2 separate regions of the Homo sapiens genome follow, and region 1 is linked to region 2. A link is an interaction called in ENCODE POLR2A ChIA-PET data of the cell type or tissue named here. Cell type or tissue: IMR-90. All regions are shown on one strand. Links, peaks and the distances in the headings refer to the core of each region. The heading gives the core; the rest is flanking DNA.

Region 1 (5,532 bases), core at 160-5,159, 300 kb after region 2:
TAAAGGATTCTGAAGTTGAGGTGTCATTCGCTTCCCAGAAAACCCACCTCTGAATGAGTAACAAGATAGACAGAAAATGTATAAACGCACATCTTCATTTCTGTGTCAGACTTTCTGATGGATATGCATGCGTGCTGTCTCATTGTTGCAAAAATGAGTCTTTTAAGCCTATGAATAGGGAACTGAGCTGAGAGCTGTTCTTTATTCATCACCTTCCTTTGTGGCTGTAATCAGCTTCCGTAAAGAATCTATGCAAGCAGGCCGGTCGCAGTGGCTCACACCTGTAATCCCAGCACTTTGGGAGGCCACGGTGGGCAGATCACCTGAGGTTGGGAGTTTGAGACCAGCCTGACCAACATGAAGAAACCCTGTCTCTACTAAAAATACAAAATTAGCGGAGGATGGTGGTGCATGCCTGTAATGTCAGCTACTCGGGAGGTTGAGGCAGGAGAATTTCATGAACCTGGGAGGCGGAGGTTGTGGTGAGCCAAGATCGCGCCATTGCATTCCCGCCTGGGCAACAAGAGCGAACTCCGTCTCAGAGAAAAAAAAAAAGAATCTATGCAAGCAAAAAAGTCATGAGGTTTTCAGGTAAAATTTCAAGGACAATGCAGTCACTCAACTTTTCCCCTGTGTACGAGGCAGAAAGCATGGTGGCTGCACGCTGAAGCTGTGAAACTTCTCAAGGAAATAGCTGTGGTAAACAATACAGGAGCGAGCTGCCGCCCGCTTGAAATGACCTGCAGGGCTGTGGCTTGTGGGCTTTGAGAACGTTCTGTAGTCTTCCCTTGAAAGCGTGTGTGGTGATGACAGTCACATTCACACGCACTCATGCTACCGCAGATCTCTGCATTTCCACTCTGGTGACGTTTCCCCCGTACCAGGGAGGGCTGAACATTTATTTCCTTTGATCTGATGACTGACTGCTCAGAGACAATAGATGATTGGATGAAAGAAATAGGGGCCCCTAAGAATAAACAATGTGTCCCTTTCCCATCCTCCTCATCTCTTTTCTTCATTGGTTTTACTTTTCTTGTACTTTTCCCCTTTCACCAGATTTAGAAGCCAAAGTCAAGATTTGCTGTTAGGCTGAGGAAAGCAAGCAGGCATTGTTTCAAACTCCTAGTGCATGGCTGACTATTTCAGTCCCCTGGCGGAGCTGTCCCACACGTCTCTCCCTGGGAAGCCCTCCCTGGTCCCACCAGCCCTCTCTGCTCCTGTGTGGAGTGACTCTTGCCTTCTGATCCTTGGGTTTTGTACTCATCCCACCATGTTATGAGTTATTTGTCTGTGTGTCCATGTTCTGGCTGGGATGGGTCCTTCTTAAATGCAGAGATTGAGTCTCACTTCTTTTTAGATCCTCGATATCTGGCACGTGCTTGATACATAGAGGCCAATAAAATCAGTGTTGAACTGACACACTCAATGCCGTAACCAAACTGTGTTTGTCTGGATGCCGAAGTTCCACTGGGATACAGCATGACCAGATAAAGACCAATGGAAACACCTAGATTGAAGTTTTCCCCATGGCTGCCCGCGTCCCTCCCAATCCCAGAACAGTGGCTTAACTTCCTACTCTTGGGCCTTCCTGAAGGGGAGATGGAAGGGTAGAAGAAACCCTTTTGAGTCGGGCTTGCTTTGTTCTGGCTGTTGCTCTAGGGCTGTGCCTGGATGACTCAGTGAGTTCCCCAAACAGCCCTGTGAAGCAGGGATGGCTCCATGTCACGGAGGAGGAAGGCCAGTCTCCCAGAGATGAAGCAGCTGGCCTGAGAGCACGTGGCTGAGTCCTGGCTGGGTATGAGCCCAGACTGTCTGGCTCCAAAAGTGACACAGAGACAGGATGGCTGAGTGTCGGGGGGGCTTCTCCACATGGCTGTAGGAGAATGTTTCCTTCCAGGTGGTGCTGTGGTGTGGGATTTATTCATTTTTAATTGCCAGATAAAATCAGGCTGATCGATGGAGTGCTGTAAAACAAAGACAGGCACCATTACAAAAATGTAGCAGGGGAGTTAGGAGACTGGATCTAAGCTCCGAGCAGGTGAGGACGGTGCCTGACTCAGTGCTTGGGACATCATAGAGCATTTAAGATCTTGTTGAGCAAATGATGGAGTGACCGAATAAATGTCATCCTGGGAAAATGGACCTAGGAGATTTCCGTATTCAAGCTATGAGATTGTGAATTCCTGCGTGAGATGATTAACATACAATTTCAAAGATTCCTGTTAAATTCCAAAATGACTCAGATTTTTCTATGCTTTTTGGATTTCTGAAGACTGAGGTTTTCTGCAGTGAGGACTCACTTGCCCCCTGCCCGTCCTTACTTCCTGCTGTACTTGAATATGGGCTTCCTGCCCTAGGAAGGAAGTTTGACATCGGAGTAAATCTCCGTGTCGCAATATTCTTCAGGTTTCTCAATTCAAGCCAAACATCAAGTGCCTCCTGGCTGGGTGATGGGGGAATCGCTGAAATCTGATATTGTCCCTAGAAGGCAAACACTCAAGACAGAATGAAATCAGGGTCACCATCGAAATATACAAATTAGAAAGCAGTTAAATTTGAAGGAGCAATGGATCTTTATTGTAAATGAGGAGAAAGTTTCTGAACTGGGTAGCCTTGATCTGGCCCTTGAAGGGCTAATAGTAAGAGTGAGGCTGCTCTTACTGTTAGTACCACGACTGTCAGCCGGCATTAGCTGAGTGTACTTATGAGCTGAGCACTGTGCTCTAGAGGTCTCCACATGCATCAGCACGTTTCGTCATCATAGCACCGCCGTGAAGTGGGTGCTGCACCTGTCTACTTCGTAGATGAGGACATGAAGCCCCAGAGGGCTTAAGTAACTTGCCCATCATCAGCTCAACAGCAAGTCGGTGGCAGAGGCAGCTACTCACCCACACAGCCAGCCCCCAGCCCTGGTCTCATGACTGTCCCCATCTCTTGCCTCATTGGGCAGAAGGAAGAGTGGGGCCGATGCGTGGAAATGCAGAGCGCATGTGGTCAGGGAATGGTCTTGAATGAGGTCAGTATGGGAGTGGCGAGCATTCTGTGGGAACTGAGGATGGAGGAGTCAGGAGAACTGGATCGGGAGGTCACGACTGGGATGCCTGTGCTTTAGAATGTGTTTACGGGAAGGGAAAACCAGCGTGACTTCACTGGAGAGTGGAAGAGTGACACATTCCCACCTCAGTATTGTCACATCTGCCGTCTCTCACCCTAGAGATGCCTTCTCCTCCTTTCCAATCCTCACACAACTCCCCTCTTCTCCCAGGCCTGGCGGTGGCGTCTCAGCCAGGCAGGTGTCCTGTCCTTTCCTGTCACCTGTCAGTCTTCCTCTTCCTCGTGGTCCATTCAGCAACATCACTGCTGCTCTGGGTGGTTGCATGTGGTCGTTTGCCTGCAAGCAGGTGGGTGCAGCCAGTTCAGGACCCCTGTGACAACTATTCCTGTTACCTGCTTTGTGAGTGTTAAAAATGTCATCCTTGGCCGGGTGCGATGGCTCACGCCTGTAATCCCAGCACTTTGGGAGGCTGAGGCGGGCAGATCACGAGGTCAGGAGATCGAGACCATCCTGGCTGACACGGTGAAACCCCATCTCTACTAAAAGTACAAAAAATTAGCCGGGCATGGTGGCAGGCGCCTGTAGTCCCAGCTACTCAGGAGGCTGAGGCAGGAGAATGGCGTAAACCCGGGAGGTGGAGCTTGCAGTGAGTGGAGATTGTGCCACTGCACTCCAGCCTGGGCGACAGAGCGAGACTCTGTCTCAAAAAAAAAAAAATCATCCACCTTACTCCCTTACTCTATTGTTGTAGAAGGGCCTGAAGCACAAACCTGGTGTTGTGTGGTGATGGCGGGACAGTGTGGAGAAATATGCAGCGAATTTTAATAGATTTCACAGAATTCCTTGACTACCTCATGTTCTACTTCAAAATGGCACAAAACCAAAAGCATTCAAGAGAGAATTACATTTGTTTTATCCATTTTTAAGACTATGTAAAGTAACTCCATGTGGTTTTTCATATCTTGCTAGTGTAAGTGACCAGAATTTAAATCTGTAAAGGTTCACTTTTTCTTGCTAATGCTGTGAGGTGTTTGGAAGTTATCTCTGATCTTCCTGGTACTTACTATAGGCTCATTCAGTTTACTAATTAACTCCATCTGCCACCTTAAAAACCCTTAGTAGTGGCCGGGCACGGTGACTCATGCCTGTAATCCCAGTACTTTGGGAGGCCGAGGCGGACAGATCAACTGAGGTCAGGAGTTCAAGACCAGTCTGGCCAACATGGTGAAACCCTTTCTCTACTAAAAATACAAAAATTAGCCGTGTGTGATGGCGCGTGCCTGTAATCCCAGCTACTCAGGAGGCTGAGTCAAGAGAATCGCTGGAACCTGGGAGGTAGAGGTTGTAGTGAGGCGAGATTGCACCATTGCACTCCAGCCTGGGTGGCAGAGCGAGACTCTGGCTCAAAAAAAAAAAAAAAAAAAAAGAGAGAAAAAGAAAAAAGAAAAAAAGAGAAACTGTTAATGGCTAGGAAAAACTTTATGAAAAAACAAAACAAAAAACCTGAAAGATAATTTTAAAATGAGTAAATTGTCACCTAGGCATACTTTGTCTTGGAAAAATAGACTATGACTCTGTCTCAAAAGAAAAGAAGTAAAGGGATAGTGAATGATAATATGTACTTGTATATGTAAACTGCATGAGAAGACAAGGTGAAATAGTCAGATGTTTGCATACATCAAATCATATTAAGGACATTGTCTGCAGACGCGGGCCATCAATACATGGCATAGTGATTCCAGTACCATAAGCAATGTTGCCCTCCATGATGTCTTTCTGAAACAATAAAAAATTCTTGTTAAAGTTTGAAATGAAACAAAATAGTCTTCCTTCCATTTACACACTAGTTGCATTTCTTTTTTTTTTTTTAACTTATTACTATTATTTTTTGAGACGGAGTCTTGCTCTGTCGCCCAGGCTGGAGTGCAGTGGCACTATCTCAGCTCACTGCAAGCTCTGCCTCCCAGGTTCATGCCATTCTCCTGCCCCAGCCTCCCAAGTAGGTGGGACTACAGGCGCCTGCCACAACACCCGGCTAATTTTTTGTATTTTTAGTAGAGACGGGGTTTCACTGTGTTAGCCAGGATGGTCTCAATCTCCTGACCTCGTGATCCGCCTGCCTCAGCCTCCCAAAGTTCTGGGATTACAGGCGTGAGCCACCACGCCCGGCCCACTAGTTGCATTTCTAGAACATTTGGAGTGTACAAAACCCTGCAAAATATACTTTTAAATATGAGTTAAATTCTGTTGTTAATTAAAATTTTTTTTTGCCTAAATGACTTGTATGATTTATATGAAAATGCAAGACAGTTATTTGTCGCTGTGACAATCATATATACTCCACACATTCCTAAAGATGGGGGTATGGTACTGCACTCATTGAAAAGCTGGAGCGAGTCCCGCTGAAATGAAGCAACTGTGGTTCAATCGAATGCCCAACGCCATCAAGCCAGTGGGGACACCAGTGGAACACTGGA
Region 2 (5,532 bases), core at 349-5,348:
TAGGTGGGGCGGCCGGGCAGAGGCACTCCCCACTTCCCAGACGGTGTGGCGGCCGGGCAGAGGCACTCCTCACCTCCCAAACGGGGCGGCCGGGCAGAGGCGCTCCTCACTTCCCAGGCGGGGCAGCCGGGCAGAGGCGCTCCTCACTTCCTCCCAGACGGGGCAGCCGGGCAGAGGCACTCCACTTCCCAGACGGGGCAGCCGGGCAGAGGCGCTCCTCACTTCCCATTCGGGGCAACCGAGCAGAGGCGCTCCTCACTTCCTCCCAGACGGGGCGGCCGGGCAGAGGCTCTCCTCACTTCCTAGACAGGGTGGGGGCCAGGCAGAGGTGCTCTTCACTTCCCAGACGGGGCGGCCGGGCAGAGGGGCTCCTCACATCCCAGACGATGGGCGGCCAGGCAGAGACGCTGCTCACTTCCTAGATGGGGTGGCGGGCGGGCAGAGGCTGTAATCTTAGCACTTTGGGAGGCCAAGGCAGGCGGCTGGGAGGGGGAGGTTGTAGCAAGCCGAGATCACGCCACTGCACTCCAGCCTGGGCAACATTGAGCACTGAGTGAGTGAGACTCTGTCTGCAATCCCAGCACCTCGGGAGGCCGAGGCAGGCAGATCACCCGAGGCCAGGAGCTGGAGACCAGCCCGGTCAACACGGCAAAACCCCGTCTCCACCAAAAATACAAAAACCAGTCAGGAATGGTGGCATGTGCCTGGAATCCCAGGCACTCGGCAGGCCGAGGCAGGAGAATCACGGGAGCCCGAGGCAGGGAGGTTGCAGCGAGCTGAGATCATGGCAGTACAATCCAGGCTTGGCAAGAGAGGGAGACCGTAGAAAGAAAGGAAGAGGGGAGAGGGGAGATGGGAGAGGGGAGAGCTTTTTTTTTTTTTTAAAGAAGAGTCTTGCTCTGTTGCCCAGGCTGGAGTGAAGTGGTGCAATCTCGGCTCACTGCAGCCTCCGCCTCCCGGTTTCCAGCGATTCTCTTGCCTCAGACTCCTTGGTGGCTGGGATTACTGCCACCACTGCTGGCTAACTTTTGTATTTTTAGTAGAGATAGGGTTTCACCATGTTGGCCAGGCTGGTCTTGAACTCCTGACCTCAGGCAGTTCACCTGCCTCGGCCTCCCAAAGTGCTAGTATTACAGGCATGAGCTACCACGCCTGGCCCTGTTTTGGTCTTTATCAGTGGCTGTGTATGCTTTCACAGAGTTCAAATGGGTGCGAACTTGTCCCTGGATACTTTGCATTGCATTTTTATATGGATGGTCCTGAGTTATACAGTACTGAACCCCGAATACTAACACTTATGTAGGCACCTTGATGAAAAACTAGAGTGATGTTAGGTATGAATGCTTGATTAAGCCCATTCTTTTAGTGCAGAACTGCCTTGTGGCTCAGCCTGTGTAGCTGAGATGAGCATTTCTTAGCCTTGCACTATATATTTTTGTGCCTCAGTTCTCTGTGAAGTCTTCTTATGAGGCTGAGGCTGTGCAAGACTTGGTGAGAGTGTTAGCTTCTGAATAGAGAGGCTTCAGCAACCCGTTTTTGCAAATTAATCAAAAGTTGAATAAGGCTTGTTGTTAAATTAAAATTGTATTGCCTGTTTACAAGTGATAGTTATACATACTGTGTTCTTAAGATATGAAAAAGCACTGGTGGCATTTCCTGGGAAAAACGTAGTGGATTTGCTCCCTTTTATAACTGTATTTGTGGACTTTACAAACTTAGACACCTTATGTAACTCAGGGATTGTCTATATTGACAAAGCTGATGAATTTGTGATGTGTAATAATTAAGTAGCATCTTTTTGTGTTGTTAAACTTTTTTTTTTTTTTTTTTTTTTTTTTTTTGAGACAGAGTCTCACTCTGTTGCCCAGGTTGGAGTGCAGTGGCGCCATCTCAGCTCACTGCAGCCTCCACCACATCCTGGGTTCAAGCGATTCTCCTGCCTCAGCCTCCCGAGTAGCTGGGATTATAGGCATGTGCCACCCCACCCAGCTAATTTTTGTATTTTTAGTAGAGACAGGGTTTCACCATGTTGGCCAGGCTGGTCTTGAGCCCCTGACCTCAGATGATGCGTCTGCCTTGGCCTCCCAAAGTGCTGGGATTACAGGCGTGAGCTACCACACCCAGCCCCATTATTTGTTTAAATAATTACTTATTGGGGCATTTAAAAATATATTTATATTTTCCTTAGAATAAATACTGTGTTAGTCTGTACAAATTCTTTTGGGGCTGCAGTCTCAAAAGTGGAATGAATAGGATTAAAAACTTGAATAGTTTAAAATTTTTCTTGTATATTTCCAGATATCCATTGGAAAGACTGGCAAAATCATGAGGACCAGGTTTTTTAAGAAGAGACTTCTGGAGTCTAAAATTTCTAGATCTTATGAAGTCTTAATTTGTTGTTAATTAAAGGATATAAAGTGGTTTATCAAGTTTTAGTTTCTACTTTTTCATTTATTCATTAGATGAAATTTTAAATATTATCCATTTGTCATGATATGGACTGACACTGGTTCTTTTTTTGAGACGGAGTCTTACTCCGTCACCAGGCTGGAGTGCAGTGGCACGATCTCGGCTCACTGCAAACTCCACCTCCCGGGTTCAAGTGATTCTCCTGCGTCAGCCTCCCGAGTACCTGGGATTACAGGTGCCCACCACCACGCCTGGCTAATTTTTGTATTTTTAGTAGAGCTGGGGTTTCACCATGTTGGCCAGGATGGTCTTGATCTCTTGACCTTGTGATCCACCCGTCTTGGCCTCCCAAAGTGCTGGGATTACAGGCGTGAGCCACCGTGCCTGGCCCCGATACTGGTTCTTTAACTTTTGGGAGGATAGTAAATTTTTTAATGTTGGATTTGGCGTGTTCTCCCCATCCATTAAAACATTGTTTTTTATTTAAATATTGGAAAAAACCTTTCTCCTTTAATCACACCCTCTGTATCTCTAATAATCACATTTGGCTTTGTTTTATAGTTAAATACATACATCTATTTATTTTAAGATGTTATTATGATTTAAGTAATAAAGGAAAAGTGTATGAGTTTTTGCTCTCAAAATATTCTTTCGTATTTGTGTCTACTTAATTTTTCTGATAAATTTTACAATCATTTTTTATTCGAAGTAGGCAAGCCTGCAGAGAGCAGGCTCCAGCTGATGAAAAAAGTTTTCAGGCCCCAAATAAGGGTGAACCAGCTAGAAACCTTCCTTAGGATTGATATTGCTATGTAGCATGGCTGTCCCCATCGACCTCCCAGGCCTCCTGGCTTCAGTAATTTGTGCTGTGTCTCCCAGTCCCTGCCTCTATGTGGCTCTTTCCACAGAGTTTTTGATAATGCTTCAAACCTACATATGAATTGGGCAGATGTCTCTGTTGCTGTATTTAGTATTCCAGATAGAATCCTCATATATCTCTCCACTTGTCTTTCTTTATTCCCATTAGGGTTTTAAAATTTTCTTTAAATAGATTGCTTATATCCTACTTAAAGTTAATTCTCCCAAATTGGTGTTTTGCAAATGTGATTGCTTTGCAATTTTATTTTCAGATCCTGTAGCTATGTATAATTTTTTGAAATTTTGAAACCAAGGACAATACACATTTATATATATTTAAATTTATTTATTACGGTACTCTTTGTAAATTGAGGGTGGTGTACCTAGTAAAATTCTCAGTGTGTTCTTTTTTCTGCACTACCTGAAAATACCTTTTCTATTTTCAGTCTACAAGTTTACAGCTTCTTTAATTCGTTCAGGTGTCACTTTATTGAGTGCTATTTGTGGAGAAACAGATACAGAGTCTGAAAATACTGCATTGCTTGTTTGTTAATATGTTCAAATGCACTTTTATCTTCTATCTTTAAATCTCTGTGAATAGATCATTCTTAAAGTCCTTGCAAGCACTGAAATTGTTTCTGGAGATTAAAACAAAGTGAATTCTCTAACAATAAAAATATTTTAAATAGACTTAGATTTTATTGATGGAAGGTAGAAGTACCTGGGCATTCCCTAAAGGGGTTTTATTTTATGTGGGCGCTTGTTGAGAAATGTCTGAGAACAGCATCTTCTCTGAATCAGCTGCAGTGGTTGCTGTGGTCATCGGCCCCAGAGTCTTCGGGGAGCAATTTTGTTGACACAGGAGATGTTCTCATCTAGCATGTGTCCTCACCTGAAGGCCCATCAGGATTCTTAGCTGGCACCGTTTCCTGAGGAGTGCCTTTGGAAGGAATCTTCAGAGTAATTGTGTGACCACTGGTAACCTTAGGGAATTTTACTAGAGGATTGTGTCTTTATTTTCCCTAGTATTTGTACTTCTCCTTGGAGGAAGGTATTTAATAATTTTGGTTGACGGAAAAACAAAGGAGTGAACTAATAAGGATAGAAGCTAATATATGAATAGCCTTTATGTGTTTTATGTTTTTTTAAGTTGATCTCTAAGGCATTTGGAGAGCATCCAGCTACATGATGTCATTACCGAACAAGTGAAGCCATGGGGCATACATTCTGTCGTACTCACAGGCTGGCATTTTCCATTATGTTACCACATTTGTCGACTGGTGTCACCAAGAACAAATGCAAACATCTGTCTTCTTGTAGATGTGGAATATTTGTAATAGGCATACTTAACACGGTATCAGCTTTTTCTTGTTTCATTGCTTTAGGGAAAAAAATGTATTGAGATGGCTTGCTGACAGATGTGAATAAAGAATAAAATGTTTGCCCTTGGCTGGGCATGGTGGCTCATGCCTGTAGTCCCAGCACTTTAGGAGGCCAAGGCGGGAGGATCACTTAAGGTCAGGGATTTGAGTCTAGTCTGGGCAACGTAGCAAGACCCCATCTCTAAAAAACAACATTGGCTGGGTACAGTGGTGCACACCTATAGTCCTGGCTGCTCAGGAAGCTGAGGCGGGATGATTGCTTGGGCCCAGGAGTTCTAGGTTACAGTGAGCTATAACTGCGCCACTGTACTCCAGTCTAGGTGACAGAGCAAGACCCCATCTCAAAAAAAAAAAAAAAACCAGAAAGCCCTCAAGATGCTCATTTGCTCATTGTCAAGTATAAATAATTGCCATACAGGAAAATAATAGTTGGGTACAGTTGTGTACGTGGTGTGAGAAATTCTGAGGAAGTTCTTCAGGGGATGATTCAGACCAGCTGAATTATAAGCAGAAGTTTTTTGTTGGTTTTTGTTGTTGTTGTTTTTGAGACAAAGTCTTGCTCTGTCACCTAGACTGGAGTACAGTGGCACAGTTATAGCTCACTGTAACCTAGAACTCCTGGGCCCAAGCAATCATCCCGCCTCAGCTTCCTGAGTAGCTGGGACTACAGGAATGTGTCCCAGCTACTGTCCCATGCCCAGGTAATTAAAATAATTATTTTGTAGAGGTGGGGGTCTTGTTCTATTACCCAAGCTGGTCTTGAACTCCTAGCCTTAAGTGATCCTCCTGCCTTGGCCTCCCAAAGTGCTGGGATTATAGACATGAGCCACTGTGACTGGCCTATAAGCAGAGTTTTGAAGGGTAAATGAAAATTTATGAGGAG

What was found. Peaks named below come from ENCODE experiments on the same cell type or tissue, not always from the same donor. Only the 100,000 strongest peaks of a DNase experiment are listed, where the experiment ranks them.
Region 1: POLR2A ChIA-PET joins it to region 2 with 15 read pairs; 2 of 35 experiments call an interaction of 5 or more read pairs at or near these places.

What each region holds. Positions count from the first base shown.
Region 1 is chr6:158,652,966-158,658,497 of GRCh38, forward strand. The region is part of intron 2 of SYTL3 (synaptotagmin like 3); the gene reads left to right. Among named protein-coding and RNA genes, the nearest start is that of SYTL3, 5.7 kb to the left of the region's middle. In IMR-90, for the core only: no CTCF peak of the experiment used is centred there; DNase peaks (open chromatin) are centred at 816, 1,736 and 2,296; H3K27ac peaks cover 2,767 bases.
Region 2 is chr6:158,349,896-158,355,427 of GRCh38, forward strand. The region is part of intron 1 of TULP4 (TUB like protein 4); the gene reads left to right. Among named protein-coding and RNA genes, the nearest start is that of SNORA116, 30 kb to the left of the region's middle. In IMR-90, for the core only: no CTCF peak of the experiment used is centred there; no DNase peak of the experiment used is centred there.